Linked DNA regions of Mus musculus: region 1 is linked to region 2. Evidence: chromatin loops called from intact Hi-C (ENCODE). Cell type or tissue: heart. All regions are shown on one strand. Links, peaks and the distances in the headings refer to the core of each region. The heading gives the core; the rest is flanking DNA. Region 1 has its middle 74 kb from the start of Gm31529. Region 2 overlaps Peak1 (pseudopodium-enriched atypical kinase 1).

Region 1 (11,812 bases), core at 2,019-10,018, 290 kb before region 2:
ATATTATATTATGAGTTTTGCCTGCGTGTCTGTCTGTCTGTGTGCCGTGTGTATACTGGTACCCACAGAGGCCAGAAGATGGCACAAGGCAGGTAGGTCCTCTGGAAGAGCAGCCTGGTGCTCTTAACCACTGAGCCATCTCTCCAGCTCCAGACACCAACTTTCACTCAACAGTTTTGTTTTTTTGTTTTGTTTTGGTTTGGTTTGGTTTTTCGAGACAGGGTTTCTTTGTATAGCCCTGGCTGTCCTGGACCTCACTTTGTAGACCAGGCTGGCCTCGAACTCAGAAATCCGCCTGCCTCTGCCTCCCGAGCGCTGGGATTAAAGGCGTGTGCCACCACCGCCCAGCTCTTGCTCAACAGTTTTACAGATGATAAAATCAAGAAAAAGGAGTTGATGTAGCAAAGCTGACGTCAGTGTTCGCCTAGCCTAGGCCTGGCTTCTCACTCCCAGCAGTCCCCTGCAGATTTACAAAACTGTCCTCAGAAATTTACCTGCCTCTGTCTTATCTTCAGCACCCTGTGGGGATAAAGTAGAGGGAGCTTGAACAAAACTTCAAAAATAGAATATTTCTTGAAATAGAATACCTAAGCTGGGTGTGGTGGCTCACACATGTAATCCCTACCCTTGGAAAGTTAAGGCAGGAGGATCACCATGAGTTCCAAGGCTACGAAGTAAATTCCAGACTCATTTGGGCTAAAGAGTGAGAGTTTATTCCAGCACCTCACTTGGGCAGCACAGTAGAACTACCCTGGTGGCATGGGTGAGCATGTCCCAGAGCATGAGCACCAGAGAGCTGGCCCTGCTGCCGCCTTGCCGCCTTGCACACACGCACACAAGCACACACGGCAGGCAGGAGAGCTGGCCTACCCTGAAGTTGTGAGACCAGGAGAGCTGGCCCTGGTGGCATGGGCACTGGAGAACTGGCCCCACCCTTGCCTGGGCAAAGCAGGAGAGCTAGCTGCTTCCATCCAGGCCCATACCCAGGGCTTGAGTTGGCCCCACCAATCTATGAAATGCTGGAGCACATAGAAGATTCCAAAGTTGCAGAATCTCCATGATACAGGGCAAAAACAGAATATCTGAAAGGAGTCCTGACGAGGATCCAGTATTGATAGCATAGCAGAAGCCAGAGGCCTGGAACCAGACCAATGACTCATTGCAACGAACATTTGCAAGTGAAGATGTTTGGGCAAAAGGGTGTACTGTGGGACACACCTCCACAACAAGATTTATTTTATTTTTTGTTTTATTTGTTGGGGGAGGTTGCAAGGGAGGAGGGTGTATATGAATGGACAGGGAGATGAGTGGGTGGGATTGGGGTACATGGTGGGAAATTCACAAAGAATCAAAAGGAGAGAGAGAGAGAGAGAGAGAGAATTTGTCTTTGCTTGTGACTTGTATTGAATATGGTTTGGGAAACCTCGCTTGCCCATTCTGCTCTAGAGGCAAAATAGAAACTAGATTGGTCTGGGAAGGTGCTGAGGCTAGACCCTGTTGGGCACCTAAGTTCAGGATAACAACAACAACAAACCCTAGTTTTGTTTCAAATCCAAGTTAGCGGTTGGAATCTATAATATTTATTTGTTATGTGTGTGTGTCAGGATCTCTCACTTGAACCCAGGGCTTGCCAATTTGACCTAGTCTAGCTAGCCAGATTGTTCCAAACTTCCTGTTGCTGCCTCTTAAGTGCTGGGATCACTGGAGGGCTGCCCTGTCTACCTAGCATTTAGGTGTGTATTAGAGTTGTGAGGCAAAGAAGTCATGTCCCCATCGCCTGGAATCTATAATATTTGGATATCCCTTGACTGGATCCCTCTTCCAAGAGAGTGGCTGTCAAGTCCCCAGGGAGGGTGTATGTACAGAATGTGCCTTATTATTGAAAGGGAAAGGCTTAGGGAGGAGAGGTTGGGTTTAAACTTGAGCCACCTAAAGCCTCAGAAGTGAGACGTCAAGTAGACCACTGAACATCCGGGCCCTGAGTTGAAGCTGAAGTTGGAGGAGATATTTTAAACAGTGGATTAGTCAAATCTGTTCTGTTCAGGAAGGAATGTAGAGACAGGAGCAGCTGAGCCTCACTGAGAGGATCAAGAGAGCCAGAGAAGCAGGAACACACAGCCGGCTGCTTGTTGAAAGCCACAGGGAGGAGGAAGGTGTCTTTGCAGAAGGGGCTAACTGTACCTAGCAATACCGAGGCCCTGAAGACGAGTACTGTTGGGAATTGTGGTAACATGAAGGACTCTCGTGCCCTCACCACCAGCATGGGTGTGGAGCCGCAGAGGAAGGAGGTGACATCAACAAGTCTTCAGAGACACTGTAACCTTTGCAAAATGGTCGAAATGAAGCATTAGTCATAAAGATGAGGGATTGGACTAAACAAACTTGTACCCAGCGCCTACTGTGTTCCAGGCACAATGCCAAGGTCCAAGAATGCAGAGGCAGGGAGACAGGCCTGAATAACCACGCTCCAATATGCTTAACCCAGAAAGGCATAAACAGCAACTGGGCCAGCAACGGAGAGGTTGGAGCTGATGGCTCAGGACCAGGAACAGAGTCAGTACAGTGAGACCCCTGTGCTTGGAGATATGAGAGATAAAAGAAAGCCCTGCTCAGCAATGGGGCAGAGGCTTTCAAAATCACAAAGTTGTGCAAGAAAGGGTGTGTGTGTGAGAGATAGCAGCTGGCCAAATGTGACCTCCGGGAGTGACAACGGGCAGAGGGAGCTGAGGAAGATGCATCTGATGAGTGAAGCGCTGCCTGCTTAGCCTGTGTGCCCTGTACTTTAGTGACACTTCCTGCTGAGTGTACTTGTCCATCCTTGTCACCCCAGAGTTCGGAAAGCAGAGGCAGTGGGGGGGGGCGGGGGGGGGGAGGCGGGGAATCAGTAGCTCAGTCCTCTTCAGCTAAGAAGTGAGTCCAGCTGGAGCTACACAAGACCTCGTGAATTGTGTGTGTGTGTGTGTGTGTGTGTGTTAGAAAAAAAGGAGGGTGGGAGGCCTAGAGAGAGAGAATTCTTTTTTTTTAAAAATAATTTATCTATTTTTAATTTATGTGCATTGGTGCTTTGCCTGTATGCACATCTATGTGAGGGTATCAGATATTGGAGTTACAGACACCTGTGAGCTGCCATGTGGGTGCTGGGAATTGGACCTAGGTCCTCTGGAAGAGCAGTCAGTGCTCTTAACCACTGAGCCATCTCCCTAGCCTATCTCTCTCTCTCTCTCTCTCTCTCTCTCTCTCTCTCTCTCTCTCTCTCTCTCTCTCTTTTAAAAAGAGAGGAATACATGGAAAATAGTCCGGATCCACCAGCTGCATCCCAGGTACCAAGCTACCTAAAATATTTTTTGTTTGTTTTGAGATATTGTCTCACTATGTAACCAAAGTTGACCTCAAACTCTTGATCCTCCTGCCTCAGCCTCCCAAGTGATGATGCTCCTTACATTTTTTGAATTAGTGTTTGAAAGATAAAAAAGACCTGAGTTTATATTATGAATCTGTAAGGTGGTAATTGCTTTCATGGCCTTGGGTCCTTTAACTTGATAGAGACTCGGAGATTTAGGCTAACAGGGATCATTCGGTCATGTACATTAACAGTTTTCCAAGGAGATACAAAAGCGACCAGCTGAGAACCAGAGAACCAGTGCCAACAGCTTTTCTAGGTACACAAGGCAGATTCAAATACCCATTTAACAGATGGCACAAACTAAGTCTGTAAGAAATGCAGACCTGTCTCAGGCCCCAGCAGAGTTAACAGCTGCAGGAAGCAGCTTGCACCATGCTTGGCTATCTCAGTTGGGGAAACGCTAAGCTTGTGAAGGGACCTGGAGCCAAAGGCCCACTGGAGTGGCATGAGGAGGAGGGAAAAGCACTTCAGGTTCAAGTTGCTAGTTTTGCAGAGTGTAAAATTACCGTACAAGTCCTAGAGAATAAACAGAGTTAACACCCCATTAAATACAATGGACTTTCGCCGTGTGCGCCAGACGTGCTAGGACTGAAACTAGCTGAGCGGGAGGGAAATGTATCACACCCGCTGCCTTCATGCTTCCAAAGAAGAAAAATCCAGAGCAGGGGTAAGAAAGCCCCGGCAGCGGCTCTGCAGGCTCAGGGCTGAGGACCCGGTAATGAAGTCTTTCTGGAAGGTAGGAAGGGCTGTGTGCAGTGTGCTATTTTTAAACCTGCTGTAGTGGCAGTTGTATTCCTGCCCTGGCACTTTCTCTTGCAGAGGAGGGGCTCGGGGGAATGCAGCCAGGAATTTAGATGCTATTTATTGTATTTCCTTTTATCAGTCAAATGATTTTCTTATTTCCCACGTAGATAAAGATCTTGCGCTCCCAGCTTCGGCTTGTTGACCTTGTCAGGACCGCTGTGCTGTCTGGAAATTGGTCCCAGAGAGAGAGAGAAGGGCATTGTTGTTAGGGGCTGTTTGGTGGTTTGGGTTTTCAGTCCTCCCAGCAGAGAGGAGCTCAGTTTGCCAAAAATAAACAAATAAAAATCTTCCCCTCAAAACAGAAACTGATTGTCTTATGCCTTCTATTTTTCTCTTGCAAAACTGAAAGGTTGTCCAATAAGTTTGCTTCAGTAGCTTTCTGCACCTGGCTTGGGAGCTTGGGCAGCGCGCGCGCGCGCGCGCGCGCGCACACACACACACACACACACACACACACTTCTCTCCCTCCCCTCTTTCTTCCTCATTTCTTTTCCTTCACCGTTTCCCTTCCTTTCTCCTCCTCTCCCTCTCTTCTTCCTCTTTATCTCCCTCCTTCTCTCTCCCTCCTCCCTCTCTTCCTCCCTACGCCCTTCCTTTTCTCCCATTTTCTACCTCTTTCCTCTCTCCTTCTCCCCTTCTCTCCTTCTCTCGCTCTCTGTCGTTTCCCCTCCCTCAACCCGGCGAATCGACTCTGGCAGTGCTGCAGAGCCTTCTTCTTGGCAGGAAACAGGGCAGAGGGCGGGGCCTCCCTCTGTCTGTGTTGCCAGCTCCTGGAGGTGGAGATGCCAGTATGCCTGAGCTGAGCCATGGCAGCTTCCACTCTGCTGGAAGCCTCGGAGGCAGCCAGGCCTCTGCCAGCGCCTTCCAAGGGCACAATGAGGCCACAGGGCTGCCTCTCGGCCAGAGGCCTCCTCGTGGGCACGCTGCCCCTATTGTCTCGCCTGGCTTGGGATTGCTGGCTAGGTTCTCATGCAGAAGTCAGCGCCACTGCCTCTCACCTCGGAACTAGCTCAGCAGATGCTGCGGGAGGCTGGAGTTTTATAGCAAATCCTCATTTTTGGCTGGCTCGCAGCTACAGAACATCAAAAGAACCAGCTAGTCCGAGGGCAGCCAGCCTCTTGCAGGCTCGCAGTGGGAAGAAAAAGGAGGTGCAAGGCCTCCAGCATGCCACGGTGAGCCAAGGTTTTAACCAGGAACTTGCTTTCCAGACCCCTCGGGTCCTTTCCCTCCACCGCGGTGCTGTCTGATCTGGACAGCAGAGGGCGCTGCTTCCTCTGACAGCACAGCGACCCAGTCTGGCTTCCCACATCTGGAAATGGGCTCTACCACTCTTACGAAATACCAGAGAGCCGGGGATCTGTCTGTGTGAGACGTGCTGGCACCCGAATGCACACGCATACACATCATGAATTCCACTTTCTCATGAGTTAGATTTCCCGTGAAGAGCGCTTGTGGAATGTGGGGAATTTGCCTTGCCAAGGCGGCCAGCACATCCTATTCTTGGGCTTGTCTGGCCCAGGTTGGAATGCTTGGATGGACCACCCTCTGGTCTGAAGCCTTTACCCTCCCCTCCCACGTGGAGAGGGGAAGAAAAATGGGAGACCTCCCAGATCTTTTTCTCAAGGGAAGAAAATTAAAAATGTTCAGCGCTGACCTTATAGGCCTTCCTGATGAAAGCAGATGTGGACAGCCAAGCAGCTTCCTAATTACAAGAGATTAGGAACGCCAAAGTGACAAGCCAAGGATGGAGGAGGACAGGGCTGAAGCCAGCCAAAAGCCCTCGTTGCTATTCTGAGTCTGCTCTCCAGACTTCTGAAAGCTGCATGCATTTAAATGTCCACATTTTCTGCAGAAGCCAGAAATCTCTACTTCTCTTGGCCAAACAACACATCAGTCTAATATGGTGTGAGAGAAATATGTTACATTCTTTTATGAACAGAATGTTAACATCAACCAGAATCAATATTTATATCCAAGAACACAATGAACTGGCTTGTTTTGGACTGCACGAGTTTAAGACTGGGACATTGGGAAAGAGTGGGGGGCCCTTCCCTCCCCACCCCTGAAAGACAGACAGGCTGAGGCTCAGGCATCCCAAAAGCGTTCTGCTTGGAAGTCTGGCCTTGGGTCCTTTCCCTGCCCTGCAGGGCTCCTGTCTCTTGGGATTGTAAGAAGAAACCAGAGCAGCAGGCGAAGCCGGATTCCATGATGAGGTGCAGGATGTGAACCCGCATCCTGTAGGCAGGTCAAGGCCTCCTCCTGTCAAGCTAGGAGAGAAGGGCCAGGGCCAGGCCTGCATCCGGCCTTTCCTGCTGAACTCAGACTACTAGGTGCTGACACAGGACAGAGGGACACTCGGAAGCTGACAAGGACCAGAAGGGAGTGTTGCCCCTATGTAGGTGGATTTTTTTTTTTTTTTTTTTTTTTGGACCAGGCAGTTACTTTCAGGTGAGGCAGGGGCTGGGAAAGAGGCCGAAGCATCCCTACCTCCATCAAATAAATGTCTTTATTCCTTCACATTGACTTTTTTTTTTTCTTCCAACTTTTCCTCCTCTGGAGTCAGCTACTTGCTCCCTGCATGTAAAATCTTTACCTAATTAAAACAAAAACAAAGGTCTTTCCCAGATGATCTTGTGTTTCCTGGCAACACTGAATCTCAAAAGGGAACTTCCTCTCCACCCTCGCAACCCATGGACTCAACGGGGGCTCCTTTTCCCCAGCAAACCAGCCCTCTTGGTTTTGTGATGAGGCACTGAGTACTAGACCCTTGCAGCAACCGCACTTGTCTCTCATTAAATACCTGCAGCTCATTACTGCATACCCTGCAGCAATCCTCACTGCCTTAATAGACGAGATCTTCAGGAACGATCCTTTGGTTGAGAGTGAAGATTAAGGCATGATTAATCTTGGCCCCCTTTAACTGTGGGTCAAGTCTTCAGAGTGGGAAACCCCTCGGGGCATGACCACAGCTGATAATCTTTTTGTAGTCTCCAGCCTTTCCCCAGGTGTTTAGTTGCTGCCCCGTGCTTGGCTCATCCTGTAGCCTTCACCCAGATCTTTTCTATCTTGAGACAGGGTCTCACTCTGTAGTGCTAGCTGGCCTGGAACTCACTATGGAGATCAGGCTGCTTCAGCCTCCTGAGTGTTGGGATGCTAAGCCTATCCTGCCATGCCCAGCTTTTCATACAGTTCCAAGAGACAAACAGGAAACATCCCAAGCACACTTGCTATAAAATCAGCCAACATAAACAGATACTGCCACGCCAGAGGAACGTCTGGAGTATTCTTTCCAGATGCACAAGTTCCCTTGTTGAATCTCTTGCAGGAAGCATATGCAAGAACAGGCTCTAATAACTGCAGAGATGCTAGCTGATCTAAGCTAGCTAGAAAAGCTCCTCTGTCCATGTGCTCTTCTGGAGTCAAGGGAAGGGGAGCATAGTCATGGTTGGGGTAAAGCAAAGTTTGAACATGAAATCTTTACCAGGGGCAGGAGAGCTCATAGGTGACCTGGCTCCCTGTAAGTCTACCCCGTGTTACTCCATGTCCAAACTTAGCTCTCAAGAGTAGCCCATTAACAGAGATGCTTTGGCACTTCTTTACAGTAAACGAACACACCACAAAGACCTTGCTTCCAGCCACTTCTATCTGCCCCAGCCTGCCTTCCCCCAGCTCTCCAGAGGGCCTGCCCATCAGAGCCTCTCTTCCCACCCCGCCCACCTATAACCCCTGCTGCATTTTGCTCTTTCTTTATCTCTCTCTGGGATTACAGGCATTCTCCACTCTGCCCATCTTAGACATGTTATTTATGGCTTTGTGGGGGAGCACAAGCATGTCTATATGACACACTTTAAATATTTTGATAGCTATCTTCTAATATAGTGGATTTCTTAACATTTTTTCATGTTATTTTGAGACACCGTGTAGCCCTGGCTGGCTGGGAACTTTGTAGACCAGGTTGGTCTCAAACTTGGTGAGATCCACCTGTCCCTGGCTCCTGGATGCTGGGATTAAAGACATGTGCCTGCACATCTGGCTAACTTCTTCTTTTTTGTAATGTAGTTGAAAACATTGCTTCTAGAAGGGCTGATCCATACATAGCCCCTACTGGATTGCCACAGGGATTCATGACAAAAAAAACCAAAAAAAGACTATGATCCTCTGAGCTAGTTTATTATCTTCTCATGCTATTGCTTTGCAAAACCAGCTGTGATTATTTTTCCCTCTGCTACAAAATAAGGTCCCTTAGCATGGCGTTTGGTGCTTATTACAACCCACTTCCCAAACACTTCACTGTCTGCAGTACCTGCCCCCCCCCCCCCCATCACTCTGTCAAGCGCTCTACCACAGAGCAACCTGGCCATTTCTAGTTTCTTTTAAAAAGCCCCCTATGGACCTCCCTGTAGCACAACCATCGAAACCTTCCTTTGTATTTTCCAGGACTCTCTGCTCACAGCTGTTTGATCACTTATCAGACCCCACTGTAGCTGGCTTCCGTGTCTTTGTTTTTATTGTTGTACTATGAACTAGCTCCCAGAGGAGAGGGACTTCCTCAGCTTTCCACCCAAAGTGCATGGAAATGTCCAAATGGAATGGATGACTATATCTAAAACATTCGCTCTCCCGAGCTTTGAGGGAAACCCAGTGGCCACATTAGTCTGCCTTAAAAAGACTGAGAACTGCTTTTCATAAATAGAAGGCTACTTAAAACATCCACTGACCAGGAATAAAAGAGGCTAGCATCTCACGTTCCATGCTCGGACCCAGCTGACGTGAGGAGGGTAAAATCATCTCAGCAGCCATTTGCTCTGGGCAGCATCTCCCGTGTCTTCTCGTATTACCCTTCCTTGAATGATGCCAAATGTATTTCTGGCCAGTCTCCCCGGCACACGCTGCATTGCTTCCCAGTCTCTTCTAGTCATCAGCTTATGGTATGATTTTATGATTTTTATATCCTACAACACTCAGCTGCTTTTGGCCAATCTTAAACAAAGGCAGATGCGAGGTTTTAAATTTTCTTTTCCTAAGGAGCTTGAAGAATTAAAAAGGAGACCGTTCCTTAATTTCATAGTTGAGTGAGCAGCTCGGGTAAGTGAGCCTACGTGTGCCTATGCACTGAGCAAGGAAGGAATGTCCTCAAACAGTGACCTGCCGCTAGCAGCTCAGGGAAACCACAGGCTTTTAGGAGCTGAAAGGAATTTTTTTTTTTTTAATTGATAGCAAAGAGATTTAAGCCAGCTGCTCAGGGCTAATCTCATGTTTAGCTAGTCTAAAAGGAAAAATTTTTGCTTTCTTTTTAAAGCAGTATCTCACTGTATAATTTACCAGGCTGACCTTGAACTCTTGCCAGCCAAGGATGACCTTGAACTTTGGTCCTTTGGCTTCAGCCTCCAGAGTGCTGGGATTACAGCTATGTACAACTGCATGCAGTCTACATACTGCTGGGAGGGGCCCAGAACGCCATCCATTAGGCAAGCACTCAAGCAACTGAGCTACAACTCCAGGCTCACAACGAATTCTTGATCTTTCCTTTACAACATTTTGTCTCCAACTCTGTCCCATCTCAGGCAATAGCACGCTGTTCTTGGCCCAACTGCTAAAGCCCAAATGCTAGATATTAGTGTGTGTGTGTGTGTGTGTGTGTGTGTACATGGGTGCTTCTGGGGCTCAAACTCAGGGCTTGTGCTTGCTACTCAAAATGTTTTACTACTGAGTCTCACCCATGGGATCATTTCTGATTCTTCTGCGCCCTTCCTCCCATTTACATAGACTCCCTTAAGCCTTTGGTCCATTACAATTCTAAACTAAATCTTGAGTCTACGGGCTCTTTCCCACCCCCACTCCCCCACCCTACCGTCGCTGAGTTGCTGAAGCTTCTCACTGGACCGTGTCAGCTTGCCTGCTTTCCTCACTACCCCACCCCCACCCCTCACCCCCTTTGAGACAGGGTCTCACTAGGTAGCTCAGGCTGTCCTGGAACTCATATGTAGACCAGGCTGGCCTCAGACTCGCAGAGATCCACCGGCTTTGGCTGGTTTTAAGGATGTGTGCCTGCTGTGGCCACTCCTATAGGCTCTGTGCCAGCTTTGTAACCAAGCTCTTGAGTCTTCTCTTGTTTCCTTGGAATTTTCCTCATGGCAGTGAAGAATCCTTAAGAATATATCTGCTCCTCACTGCTATTGAAATCTCTCCACATGGTCCTTACATTGGAGTTTAAGATCTTCCCCATTCTTTTCTTACATGGCTCTGCATGACTGCTGGCTCTGCAGTCCCTACACCTCACCCTGGCTGCTCCGGCCTCAGGATGGCTTCTCTCCTTCCTTTCCTGCCTCAGGATCGCGACCTTTTGATTCTCCCAGCCTTACTGGCTCTTTCAAATCATTTCCTCTCAAAAGATAGCTCTTTTTTTTTTTTTTTAATTTCTTTTTTTCAAGACAGGATTTGACTGTGTAAGAGAGCCCTGGCTGTCTTGGACTTGCTTCATAGACCTGGCTGGCCTCAGGTCAGAGATCCAATTGCCTCTGCCTCCCAAGTATTGGGATTAAAGGCGTGGGCTACCACATCTGGCCAAAAGACAGTTTCTGAGAAAGACTTTTCCTCTCTGTAAGTACTTAGTACTTAGTTCAAATCACTTCTCCTGCCTGACCCGTGGCTAGGGCAGGTGAGCTATTTTACATCACTCATTCCAACAGCACTTAAACCCTACAGGGTTTGGGACCTAGAACAGCTGGTAACAAAAAAAGACATCCAACATCATGTCCAGTTCTCAGCTTCTCTGGAGCTCAAGATCATTCTTGCTACCTACTGAATTCTAGGCCAGCCTGGGCTAAACCAAACCCAGCCAAACCAAACAATAAAACAAACAAACCCAACCAAACCAACCTCAGTGTGGTTATGGTAGAATGTGGAGTTCAGGGGCAGGTGAATCTTTGAGTTCAAGGGAAAAAAGCTTGGTCTACAAATCGAGTTCCAGGATGTTCAGAAAGATACAGAGAAACTCTGTCATGAAAAACCAACCAACCAACCAACCAACCAAAACCAAACCCACAAACCAAACCAAAACTAAAACCACCCTTCCCTATTTGTTTCCAGGTCTATGCAAACTGCTTATCATCCAGACCCCAGTCTTCGTTTACTTACTTATAAAGTGGATGAAATATAAAGTTGTGTTAGGAATTAAATGATACAATTCATATAAAAAGCAGAAGAGACTACTCACTTTACTTATGGTGCATCTAGATGTTGTTTCTCCCCCCCCCCAACCCTCCGCCGAGTTGTCCAAAAAATTTGTTAAGTTCCTATGTGTCCTGTACTCTGTGACGAGTACTATTCTAAATGTAACTAGTTTAATGCACACACAAACTCTATTGTCTCATATATGAGTACCACATATTTTAAAATGGGGACAATCCAGTGAGAGCAGGGGCCCATGTGAGGGGTGACACACAGATCTGTAAATCACCCCATAAACAAGCAAATGAAATAAACAGACCACAAGAGGCTGGGAGCATAGCCCAGGAGTAAAGCTCTGTCTAGTGTGCGCTGGAGGGGAACATGTTGGGAAGGAGTGGTTCTAGGGGAGTGGGAGGGGCCGAGAGAGGATGTCTG
Region 2 (11,812 bases), core at 2,769-10,768:
TGCACGTGCTGGCTCTTCTGTCTGCACTGCCCTTCTCGTGGGAGACAGTGTGACTCAATGAAGAATTTCAGCCTTCTGATCTACAGATGACCTATTCCATAGCCACCTGAGGGGTCCTCACTAACAGAGCCATCTCCTTACCTACAGAATCAGAATTGCTGGCAGTGAGCTCTGGAAAACCACATTTGTAGCAGCAACCCCCACGGTGGTTTCCATATAGAATTTTTGAGGCCTTTTGACAAAGTAGTTAAGAATGAGGTTTTAAAGTCAGAAGAACTTGGTTTACCTTAAAGTTCAGTTGCAAACTGGCTATGTTGCTTTAGCCTTGTACATGCTTTTTCTAAGTCTAGTGTCTCTCTGTAAAGTAGAAAACCGTTTACTCTTAGGTCTTATATTTAAGACTTACCCATCTTCCCCTGTCACTGTAGCCAGGTGTATAACAAGAAGCTCCTTAAGCTTAAGCGGGGAGGACTTATTTTGACTCACTGCCTGAGATTTCAGTCTGTCATGGAGGGAAGGCTTTATGGCTAGAACAACTTGTGGCTCTGGTGGCAGAAATATGATGCTATTTCCTCACATTTCACCAAACCAGAAAACAGAGAGAGGCTAGAAACAAGACTGGGCTATAATCCTCCAGGCTCATCCCCTAGTGACCCACCTCCTGCAGTGAGGCCCTCATGCTACAAGTTCTGCAACTTCCCAGCTATTGCCATGTGCCAGTGCAGAGAGCCGAGCCTCTCTGTGCTCATCTCCTTAGCCATGAGAGCTGCTCTTGCCCTAGCCTCCTTACGCAGCTCTAACCACTTCCAGCCAGTGACCAAATATACCATGTCATAGGCCACATGCCCATGTGAAATTTCCTGTCTTGAAATTGGTTTTGTTACTTTTTAATTCATCTTTACCCAAATTTTGGGGACATAGGCAGAATATAACCAGATTAGCCATGGGGCCCCTCCCACTATAACTTTCACTAAAATCATTAATTTTGCATTAACCCCCCCTGTTTGAGTCTTCATTATAATCTGTCTTATTTAAAGAGTTATGTTTTTGGCTTTCTCACTGAATTACAAGCTCCATGAAGGCAAAGACTTGCCTTATGCATATGTATTGATGTAAACCCACAAAAATATCATGTTTTGTATTGTTTCTTCTGAAAGGTCACAAAATATTTTACCAAATGTCCATTATTATATATTGTACTAGATTCTAAGCCATGGTCCTTGCAGTAGATGTCAAAAGTAATGGTGGGTAAGAGACACATGAATGTTTCTATATTGTGTAATGGAATTACTGCTTATTTGTACAACTTAGTGTGATAATATCATGCATATATTAAATCCTGTGGGGTTTTTTTAAGACAGAGTCTAGATGTATAGTCTAGTCTGGGCTGAAACCCAGGGTCTTCCTATTTCAGCTTATCAAGTGCTGGGACTACAGGTATTTGCCAACATGCCCACATATCCTGTAACCCTCTTCTGTCACGATGGCTTCATTCATTCTTAGCAAGCTGGGACTCACTGGTGTGTTATTGCAATAGTCTAGGTAATTTTGAGTCCACCCACACTGCAGCAGGACAAAGGACAAGAAGGGACATGTGGTTCAGAGCTGCCAAAGGTGTGAGCCTTGTATAGTAAGTCCTAGACATAAGATGAAGGCAGCAGTCATAAGCCTCTAGGAAGGATAACCCCAAAAGGATGGCAGTGCCATTCAGTGATATCTGAATCCAAGGGATGCGTTGTCTGTGAAGCATGCAAATGTCAGCCAAGGTAAACAGGCTCAACAGCTAAACACAGAGCTTGGGCTTCATAAGAAACGTGAAGCCTAGAAAAAGTTTTCTCGCCCCCCAGTATCTTGATTTAATTCAGACTAAATGGGGTGTATGAGACTGTTAGTGGAAGGATCTGTAATGTGAGAAAAAGCCTACATACATAGAGATGTGACTCAAAGCAGGAACAATTGGGACCCTAGCCACAAAATGCATAGTCCCCAGGCTGAGAGCTTGAGCCTATTTCAAGACAAGACTATGTGTAATAGTGGGGTTGGACACCAACCCAGCAAATTAGAGGGATAAGAAATGGGGAGGCTGTGAATGTAGTCAACTTTTAATAAATTAAGTGCCTTAGTAAAGGAAAAAGCAAAACTGACTCCCACACAATCGGTCACCTTCAGTTCCCTGTTTTATTCCTCATCCATGGTTTCTCTTATTCTGTCATCTTGGCAGACTACCACCCAGCAGACCAGACTGTCTGGGTGAGCTGCACATTGGCTGGACTCCAGCCCCTAACTTACTTCCCTGGTCTCTAAATAAAGCTAAATGTAAGATTAAACTTGAACTAAACCTCCCTGCTATCCAAGTAAAATCTCCATTGCCTTCTTTGTCTTTCAAAAAATCATAGTAGCCACTAGCCAATTATCCTAATAGACTAAGGTCAGTTTTAGAAGGGCCTTCGTCATCTGTTACTAAAGGAAATGGAGGCCGGAGAGGATGGCCTGGTTTGGAGAGACACCAATTTCATGGCAGGCTGACTCCTGACTCCTAAGCAGTACCTCTCCCATTATTGTACTTGAGCCAGTAAGCTAGCCCCTTGTGTAGTGCCTTTTGCCTAGAAGAGATTGGGTAGATACCTGGTAGATTATTGCTTGGTCTCATTAAGACTTTTTTTTTTATTTACCTCAATGAGATAATCTTTGACCAAATGCTGTCATGAAAGACCATGTGTTAAATTTAGATGAAGTTACTTTAAAGAAGTTGTTTAATTCTTCACATATATAAAAATGCAACTAACTTTCTGAATGTTTTCCCCCAAGAAGTTCAAAGTTGAGATGGTAGGAGTCTTCTCTTTTCATAGTACAGGTCTTTGTTCTCAATGCCAGGTGATAAACAGCTCAGTAGACATGGGGACTTTCCTGTTATACCAGCGAGGCTACTCACTTTCCTCCTACACCACAGCCTTGTTAAAAGCTTGTAATAAAGTTGAGGTAAATTGTGTAGACCAGTGCCTTTTATTGCACTTTTTACTCAAATCCCAATTTGTCTTATTTGGGTAGATGCTGAGAAAGCAAGACACTAAATGAAAAAGCATTACGGAGAATAGCTGTTATCGGTAGGAATTTACAACGAGCTCATACTATCTACACAGGCAGTTAATTACTAGCTTAGTAGTAAGGGAAAATCTAGGTGGGAAACCATTCCCACTTTCATAATTCAACACAAATATGTCCAACATTGAAATGTAACAGAAAGTGGGTGACCAGTAGCCAGCTACACATACATGGCCATTCTAGATTAGTGGGCACCTCACTTCACGGCTCCATGCATGCAGAAGTGTCAGAGCCCCAGCTGGGAACTTGCTCAAAAGAAAGAACTTGGAGTCAAAATAGATTGCCTAGAAAATCAGAGCTTTAATATTGATGAGGTAAGAGAACATATTGGGAATTACAAGTTTGGGTTCACGTTAATTGAATTCCTAATCTGGATCCTGAGCTCCAAGTCACAAATCAAATGGTAAAGACTTACACATTGCCTTCTCAAATATCTCCTAGGTTCCAAATGAGTTTCTTAGCCATGTGAACATTTTTGTAGTAATTTAAGCATTAAAATACCCGACCAGCCTGACAAGTCTCATAACAGATTCCTACAGTGTGGAGCCCTCAGCATCTACAGTGTGGAGGCCCAGGCAGCTTCATATATTAACATTTCATCTATTTTGAAGGTTGTTGTAACAACATTGCCTATAGGGATGGGGTTGTGGATCTTACCTCTGTAACCAGAAGTAAGGGATACTCCTCAGCAGGCCAAGGAATTACTGTCAAGCAGTAATTGACCTCTATATCCTTAGACTATCAAACACTAGGTGTCATCATTCTGCACACCCCCATTGCAGCTGTGCTTCTGTGTACTGCAACAGAACAGCCCAGATGGGAGAACATATATGCTCTTCAGTGTTTCTCATTGTGTCCATCTACAATTCACTCCCTACAATATCCATCTCACTTAAGGCTCACTGAGGCACTGTAAAACTCGTAGTGTGAGAAGGAAATGAGATTCCCTGCTGATAAAGTGGAAGAAGGCTGAAGGCACACTGGGCCCATAATGGAAAAATAAAAGCTAATGTAGGCTATTTTTGAAGAGTCCTGCATTTTGTAATTATTACTTTCTTTGGGGAAAAGAATAGAAAATTGAGTAGAATGACGAAGGACCTTGTCGTTCTGTAGTTCTGTTCAGTATAAAGTTGGTGAGTCTCTAGGGCAGACTCCACTCAGCAGACAGCTAGCATTGATCCAGTTTTCCTCAATCGTGTAGTCAGATCAGTCATGAGCATTGATTACTCAGGTCTGTCTGCTATTGCCCCCTCCCCATTATTTTGCCAACTTCCATCTGTTTCATGAAAGCTGTTCATGTACTCTAGCTGCTCTGGGCAAATAAACAATATAGCCACCCTGGATTCAGTGTAGCTTTTTCTTGGTGTTTTGTATAGGTAAATTAAACATGTTCTGTGTGCCTTGTTCTCTGTTAGGCCCTGAGATACAAGTGTCTGTTCTTAAAGTGGACCCAAAAAATCAGCCAACTATAGTAAGAAAGATGTCCAGACAGAAAGGGTACAACAGGCATGGAAGACTGGCTACAGACAGACAGACCACCATGGTAGGAATGAATGGAAAAGGAGCAGGAAATACAGTTGTGAAAAGAGACTGCTAGGTTATCTAAATAGGTATGTTATAGCATATTTTTAAAGATGCCTTTGCTCCCTGTGAAAGTTATTTTTAAGGGAATTCATAGGAGAAGCAAGGAGTCCCATTGGAAAACCTTTGTGGTAGTCTAGGAAGGCAGTAATGGTAACAGTAGAAGTGAAGAAAGGACAATTTGGAAGATATTTAGGAATAAAATCAGTAGGAGCTGTAAATCAGTTGGACATAGGGAGTAAAGATGGGAAAGAAGTCCAGAGTGAACTTGATGTTGGAAAACAGGAAACAGAGCCAGGTAATGGAGCCATTCACCAGGAACAGAGAAGGCCAGAGAGTGAGGGTGCAAAGGGCTCAGGTTTGATTGTACTGGATATTAGGAATTCACAGGATAAGGCAACACAAATTATTCAGCCAGTGTTTACAGTGTGAGAGTCAGAGACATAAATGTGGTTTACAAATGCAGGTATGTGGTCAGCAGTGGAACAGAATGTCGAGTGAACACTAGCAGTTCAAGCCACCTTTGGGACAAAGAATCAAGAGATAGTAAGTGACCAGCTTACATATCATACTCATGCCACTCCCATCCCCCTTGTCTCTGTTTCTTATCTTAAATTCAAAGGGCAGCAGGCTGGAAGGTCTACTTTACAGGTAGCAGACAGTGAGGGCATTCTGGAAGGGTCAGTAATGATAGCCGTGTGCTGTCTTTTCCTTCCCAGCTGCTCATACTGTGGCTTTGCAGTCATGGCCCCCTACAGTCTACTTTATACAAGTTAGCTGTCTGGGTTGACATTCTTATTACAAACATAAATGCTTTATAATGACAAATTTGCCTCAAAGGTATGCAGAGCAGTTGCCATGAGCAACACATAAAATGAGCCCCTGAACGAAATGAATGTTTGGAATTAAACTTTTCAGATTGTGTGTGAGGAGCCATTGTCCAGCTCAGATCCCCTGCTGGGACCAGGCTGTGTACATATTGTGTGTTTGACCCGGGTTTTAGAAGGTCTTGAGAGAGGGTAATCTGACCCTGATTCTGGCTTTGTTTTTTTGTTTTTCCATTTCCCAGCAGATAACTCGTCAGTGGTTAAAGTGTCCCCACCCTGTATTTGGAAATCTTGTCAGATGGCTTTCATCCGACAAGCGGTGGCCAGTGCTGTAGAAGCATCAGCCATGCTGGTCTGCTTAGTTAATAGCAACAAGATACTGCTCCTCCCGTGTGTATTTTGCCAACTCAAATATGTACCCATTTTCCCTTCAAGCCCCTGCTTTTGCAACTGTACATTATGTCGTGTAGAGATCAGCTAGCTACCCATTGTAATGGTCCCCTGATCCTTCTTGGGAGGAGGGATCAAGCTGACATGCCCGGTGAGCTGGTGAGCATGAAACCCCTGCACCCAGGGAGGACTCCTAGCCAGCTTCTACTCTTCTCATCTGGTGCTCCCTTTACTGAGTGAACTCGGCATCGCTAACGCTGATGATTCAGAGACAGAGACAGACAGGCAGGCAGGCAGACAGACAGACAGACCATGGTATATTTTTCCCACATTCAGCAGCTAGATTTTGTTCTGCTGCAATGTGTTCTGTGCTTGGATGCTGATATTGTAGCTCCCTCTAGTGTCTCTGGGGTGCAGTCCCTCAGTTCTTCAGTTGGAGAGACTGTAGACAAACACAGAATCTGCCCAAATTGGCAGCATTTTAAAAAGGCTTTCCCATAGTTTTCTCTTGTTAGGAATGTGAAATTTTCCTCATTCTGCTGTTGGTTCAGAGCGTGGGAGATGGGACCAGGATCCCTGTGGGAATAGTTCTTCTGAGGGCTCCTTGAGATGCCCCTGTTTAAGCCAGCTAGCCTTATAAGGAAAGAGTGGGAATTCTGTTCAAAAGAGATTGATGAAAACGTGAAGCTGAAAAGTTTATGTTGATCCCAAGTAGAGAAAATATTAGGTAAAGGAATTTAAAAAAAAAAAAACTGGCAGTAAAAACTTTGTCCATTTATTCTGGAAAGAGTGGTTTGTTCTCCAGAATAACTTTTGGGCTAGAAATTTATCATCTGAAGTCAGATCATTTTGAGGTATTTTTCTAATCTAAAGGAGTCAAGTTATTAATATTTGAAAAATGGCTACTATGTAGTACATAGAATAATATAATATTCCTGCCTAAATTAACATCATTGCAGCCTCTATAATAAAGATTTATGAGCTACCTATCATGTGAAATCCTATTATGGAAATCTCCACAAGTCCATGTTTGGGTTGTAACCGGCTTCACGGTTATAAACCAATTAAAAGCACAGTGCCTCTCCTCTCTCTTCTGCTCTTTCTTCTCTCGTTTTCATTTGCCCTTAAACCAGATTGACCCATTATTCTTCAGCCTGTCTGTGTAAATACAGAGATAAGGAAGTGCTACCTACTCAGCTTGCTCTCTGGGCAGGCCATTTTCCTCCCAAGCATCCAAAATAGTGGAACAATTTATCACTTCTTCTGTGTAAGTCACTCCAACCCTTTATCTCAAGTTGATCTATGAAGCCAAACATAAATTCTAGTTGTAGAATCCATGTTCTTATCTACTCCCAAAACTTTGGAAGACTTTATAAAAATATGTATGACTGCCTCTGTGTGTACATGCAGATAAATTTAAATATCACAGGATAGGCTATCTCCTTTACATTTGATCTTGAACCACCTAATGGTGAAGTTTTTCTTTTTCTTTTTCTTTTTTCAGTGTAAATTGGCATAGTAAAAAGTAAAAATTTAGTTAAACCATTTTTTCTTAGAACTAGGATGGCTTCCTTGGACTAGAACATAATGCTGATCTTGGCATCGATGGTGGTGACCTTAGCTAGGTGTAGTGACCACAGGTGTATGTAATCCCAGGAATTACATATGTAGCTATATGTAATCTCTAAGGAAGGAGTACTTCAAGTTTGAGATCAGTCTGAGCTCCATAGTGAGTTCCAGGCCAGACTGGATCCTTCATAGGACACTATCTGAAAAAAAAAAAAAAAAAAAAAAAAAAAAAACAAGAAAACCTTTACTGTTAGCTGTCCTCCCTCGGACCAGCAGTCAGCGAGCCCCGCTGCTGTGGCAGGTAGCTCTCAGAACCTAAAGGAGAAGGGACCTGGACATTTGCACACATCCTACAAACAGTGTAATTTTTTTTTTACCTTGTCCTCTTTGAAAAACTATATTCTGTATGAGTGCATCCTTTTTAACATTTCCAAGTGATCTGATTGGCTATCAGCATTACATTTGTGTATCTCAGTCGTGTGTAGATGTCCTCAGTATACTTGATCCCATTTCATCTCTCCAGCTGCCTGTGAGGTAAGGTTTCCATATTCTTTCTGTTGTTTGCTTTATGAGGCAGGCTGAGACCCAGAGGAACTGAATGAGCATGCCCAAGGATACTCAGCTATTGGCAAGGCTAAATCCCAGACCTAAGTCCTTGGGAGTGTCCTTTCTGTAACATGTCAACTGAGTTTAATTTTCAGTCTCATTCAACCAAGCTCAATGATATTTGATAGACGTTTCAAAGACTGAAGAGTTGGGACCCTGGAACCTCCATTTCAGCAGGCAATATGATACTGAGCAAATTATAAACTGCCAATGAGTTTAATGGCACCTGTGCCAGATCCAAGCCCCATACAACTAAGTTATGGCTCGTATAGGATTTTAAATACCCAGTGACACATAAACATGAAGCATTGCCATCAGTGCATTATAGAAGGAATGCCTGTGATTGATGAGAATACAGGATATAGTGCACTGCGTGTGCTCCGGACTTGGAGGGCTTTCCAAAGATAGGATTTTCTGAAAGATGGATGTTTGGACTTGAACTCCGCCCGAGGACATCTATTTCAAGATGTGAAGTTTGCTTTTAAAATAAATATAAAGCATTTTTTAAACTGATTAGGTAAGTATGTGGCAGAAAACTTGAAAGAGCTTGTTTTCGCCTATTTCAGTACATACATGTGGACTTATTTCCATACATGGACCAGTGCGATCAAGTCTCTAATTGTAATAAGCATAGGCTATGAGCAAGAGATGCTCTTTTCCCCCGAGGCTCCAGGGCCTTTTTTCTTTCATTTTTAATATCTTTATGAATAGACATCAGTGCATGCTGCTTCTCTAAGCTGGAGTTCCTTCTGCATCTCCCAAGAGAATTGCAGTTTTCTTTTTAAGTAAAATGAATAAAATAATTTTTTAAAAAAACTTGCTCTTTTCCATATCACTGTAGCAAACAGGCAGCATCCAAACCCCCAAGAGCATATATTCCTGGAGTCTATGGTACCTGAGGGGTGTGGTGTCCCTGCTGAGTAGGCCGTGCTGGTCTGTGAACTAGGGGTAAACTGCATCTGCACTCTCTGAACCTCCAGACCCCTCTGGGGTGATCTCACGTGTGTACGACTTTCATGTCCCCTTGAGATCAAAGCTTTCTCCTTGAGTCACGCCTGCTTTGCATAGACTTCCTTCTGGAAGATCTTAGTGCCTGATGTTGGTATAAGGAGCCAGTTAAAAGTGAGCATTCTTAATGGAGATGGCCTAACAAGACCCTGGCTTCAATCCCTAATAAAACAGAAAGGGGCACAGGGGTCTGTAGGATGTGGGGGGTATAGGGGAAAGACGGGGAGGATGAGATAGCCCGCATCTGGCCAGAGTTCCTCCTGTGCTCTGGGCAGATGGACTTGGGAAGATGCCACATGCTTTCCACTCGGTCCCAGGTGGGCATCTAAGCCACTGACCCCACTTGGTGGGGGGTGGACAAGGGCCAGCCCCTGATACCAGGGGCCCTAGGGTGACACCTGCTCAGCCCCGGGGATACGGGAGAGAGGGCAGAAGGAAAGAATCCTGTCCGGTCCATGGCTGGAGCACAGGTAGGCCTTCCATCGGGAGATTAGAAACGGCTCATTAGGAAGAAAGCCTATCCCACCATCCAAGCACAGCAGGCCTTGATGAACAGAGAGTCTGTGGTTTTAGAACTTTATTGTAGAAAGGTAGGGGGAAGGAGAGAAGGTAAAAGAGAGAGACCAGCCATGGCCAAGAGGAAAGAAGGGGGAAAGGAGAGAGAGAGAAGAAAGTCTAGGGTAAGAGGTTAAAGAGAGAGAGTGGGAGGAGAGAGTGTAAGAGAGTGAGGAAAGGGAGTAAAAGGAGAGAGTGAGGTGGGGCCAAGCAGCCCCTCTTATGGTGGGACGGTATCTTGTTGTTGCTAGGTAACTGGGAGAAGTCTAGCGTGAAGGTCAGAAGCTTGGGACATTGTGTACGTGACTAAAAGCCACAGCTTCTCCTGTGGGGGCTGTGGGGACGGTAACTTCGACAGGAGCCAGGGAATTCCAGGAGACATGAGGGACCGCCTTCCATCCCATGTAGGTGAACTATCACCACTGGGTTTCACCAGGGTTCCACACCTCAGCTCAACTGGAGACCAGACTGTCTGTGCATAACCCATTGCCCCACAGGGGACGGGATGAGAAAGAGCGCCAGGCTTAGAAATTCCTACAGAATGTAAGAGAACATTTATTATGCTAGTTGTGTTGTCTTCTAGGTATACAAAAGATAGAGCAGAACCAGCTTTGGCATTGCAACACACTCAACTCTGCAAACTGCTAATATTTATCTGGACGCTTACTTATCCTTTCTTATTTGGAAAAACATAAACTGGACATGCAGTCTTCTTGGTACTAAAACATTCAAAATCCTTCCTTCTAGCTCTTTGAAATTAAATAGTGTATTATCTATAATCATAATATTGTACAAGCATCTGAATTCATGCCTCCAACCTATTGTTTACACCTGCTGCTCAGCCATCCCCAGCCTCTCCCCAGCCTTTGAAAACCACTAGCTCCGTCCAGCTTCTATGAGACCATTCTTAGGGATCCACATCTGACTGAGATCACACTGTTGTTTGTATGAGCCTGGTTTATTTCACTTTAGCAAATCATCTCCACCTCCATCCTTGTCATCACAAAACACAGACTGTTGTTATTTTTATGTATATGTACCATAGTTTATTTATCCAGTCAGTAGTTAATATCATTTCCATTTCTTGCCTATCAGTAGTAAACGGTAGAATACTGATGTTCCTTCAACAGTGCTGCTTCCGTTCCCGTGACTACGCAGTGAATGTGTGAGGTCACGTGGTGGCTCTGTTTCTCACTCTTTGAGGCTCCTCTCTGACTGTTCTCCTTCCTGTTCTCACCAGCAGTGTGCACCACGAGGTTCTGTTTCTCCACACTTTTCACCAGCGCTTTTTTTTTTCTTTCGGTGACAGCCTTGCTTTTTTTTCTATGATTTGTTTTTGCTACTTTTTAATTATGTATATGGGGAGGTGAGGTGTGTCTATCTGAGTGCAAGCACCCTCAGAGCCCAGAGGCAGCTGGTCCTCCTGGAACTGGAGTTACATGTGCTTGTGACCTTCATGGCATGTGTGCTGGGAACTGAACTCAGGTCCTGCACAACAAAAGCTAGTATTCCTAACTGCTGAGCAACCTCTCCAGCCCAGGAACATCCGTTCTAGTGGAAGTGAGGGATATGGTTTGCTTTGCCTTTCTCTGGTGTGCGTGTGTGTGTTCGTGTGTGTGTGTGTATGAGTGTATGTCTGTGTGTGTGTGGGGGGGGGGGTGTATGTGTGTGTGTGTCCCATTGTATGCCTTGTGCTAATTACTTTTAATTGAATTGTTTGAGTTTTAGTGATTTTTGTTGTTGTTTTTGGTTGTTGGTTAGTATTTTTTTATTTTGATTTTTGTTTTGTTTGTTTTTTTCAAGACAGGATTTCTCTATGTATCCCTGGCTGTCCAGGAACTCACTCTGTAAACCAGGCTGACCTTGAACTCAGAAATTCGCCTGCCTCCCAAGTGCTGGGATTAAAGGCATGTGCCACCACTGCCCAGTTATTTAGAATTCCTAATACATTCTGAATAGCCCCTTATCAGATATGTAGTTTCAATTATATCTCCCATTGTTATGTTTTCAGTCTGTTTTCTTTGTGATACAGAAGTTTTTTAGTTTGGTATAGTCTCTAATGTCTATTTATGCTTTTATTACTTATCCTTTTAGAGTCTTGTACACAAATTTCTTTCCTGATCCAACATCCTACAGTCTTTTCCCTGTTTCTCCTGGTTTTATAACTTCATAGT

What was found. A loop is a pair of places that touch in the nucleus more often than their neighbours do. Peaks named below come from ENCODE experiments on the same cell type or tissue, not always from the same donor. Only the 100,000 strongest peaks of a DNase experiment are listed, where the experiment ranks them.
Region 1: a loop joins it to region 2, with 6 times the contacts of the local background. A loop is called at or near these places in 23 of 42 quality-filtered maps.

The regions. Positions count from the first base shown.
Region 1 is chr9:56,499,814-56,511,625 of GRCm38, reverse strand. No RefSeq gene overlaps it. Among named protein-coding and RNA genes, the nearest start is that of Gm31529, 74 kb to the left of the region's middle. In heart, for the core only: CTCF peaks have their summits at 5,251 and 5,456 (motif pointing right); DNase peaks (open chromatin) are centred at 5,145, 5,435, 6,415, 8,735 and 7 weaker places; H3K4me3 peaks cover 2,307 bases; H3K27ac peaks cover 6,677 bases.
Region 2 is chr9:56,208,022-56,219,833 of GRCm38, reverse strand. The region is part of intron 6 of Peak1 (pseudopodium-enriched atypical kinase 1); the gene reads left to right. Among named protein-coding and RNA genes, the nearest start is that of Peak1os, 27 kb to the left of the region's middle. In heart, for the core only: a CTCF peak has its summit at 6,304 (motif pointing left); DNase peaks (open chromatin) are centred at 5,763 and 6,253; H3K27ac peaks cover 1,068 bases.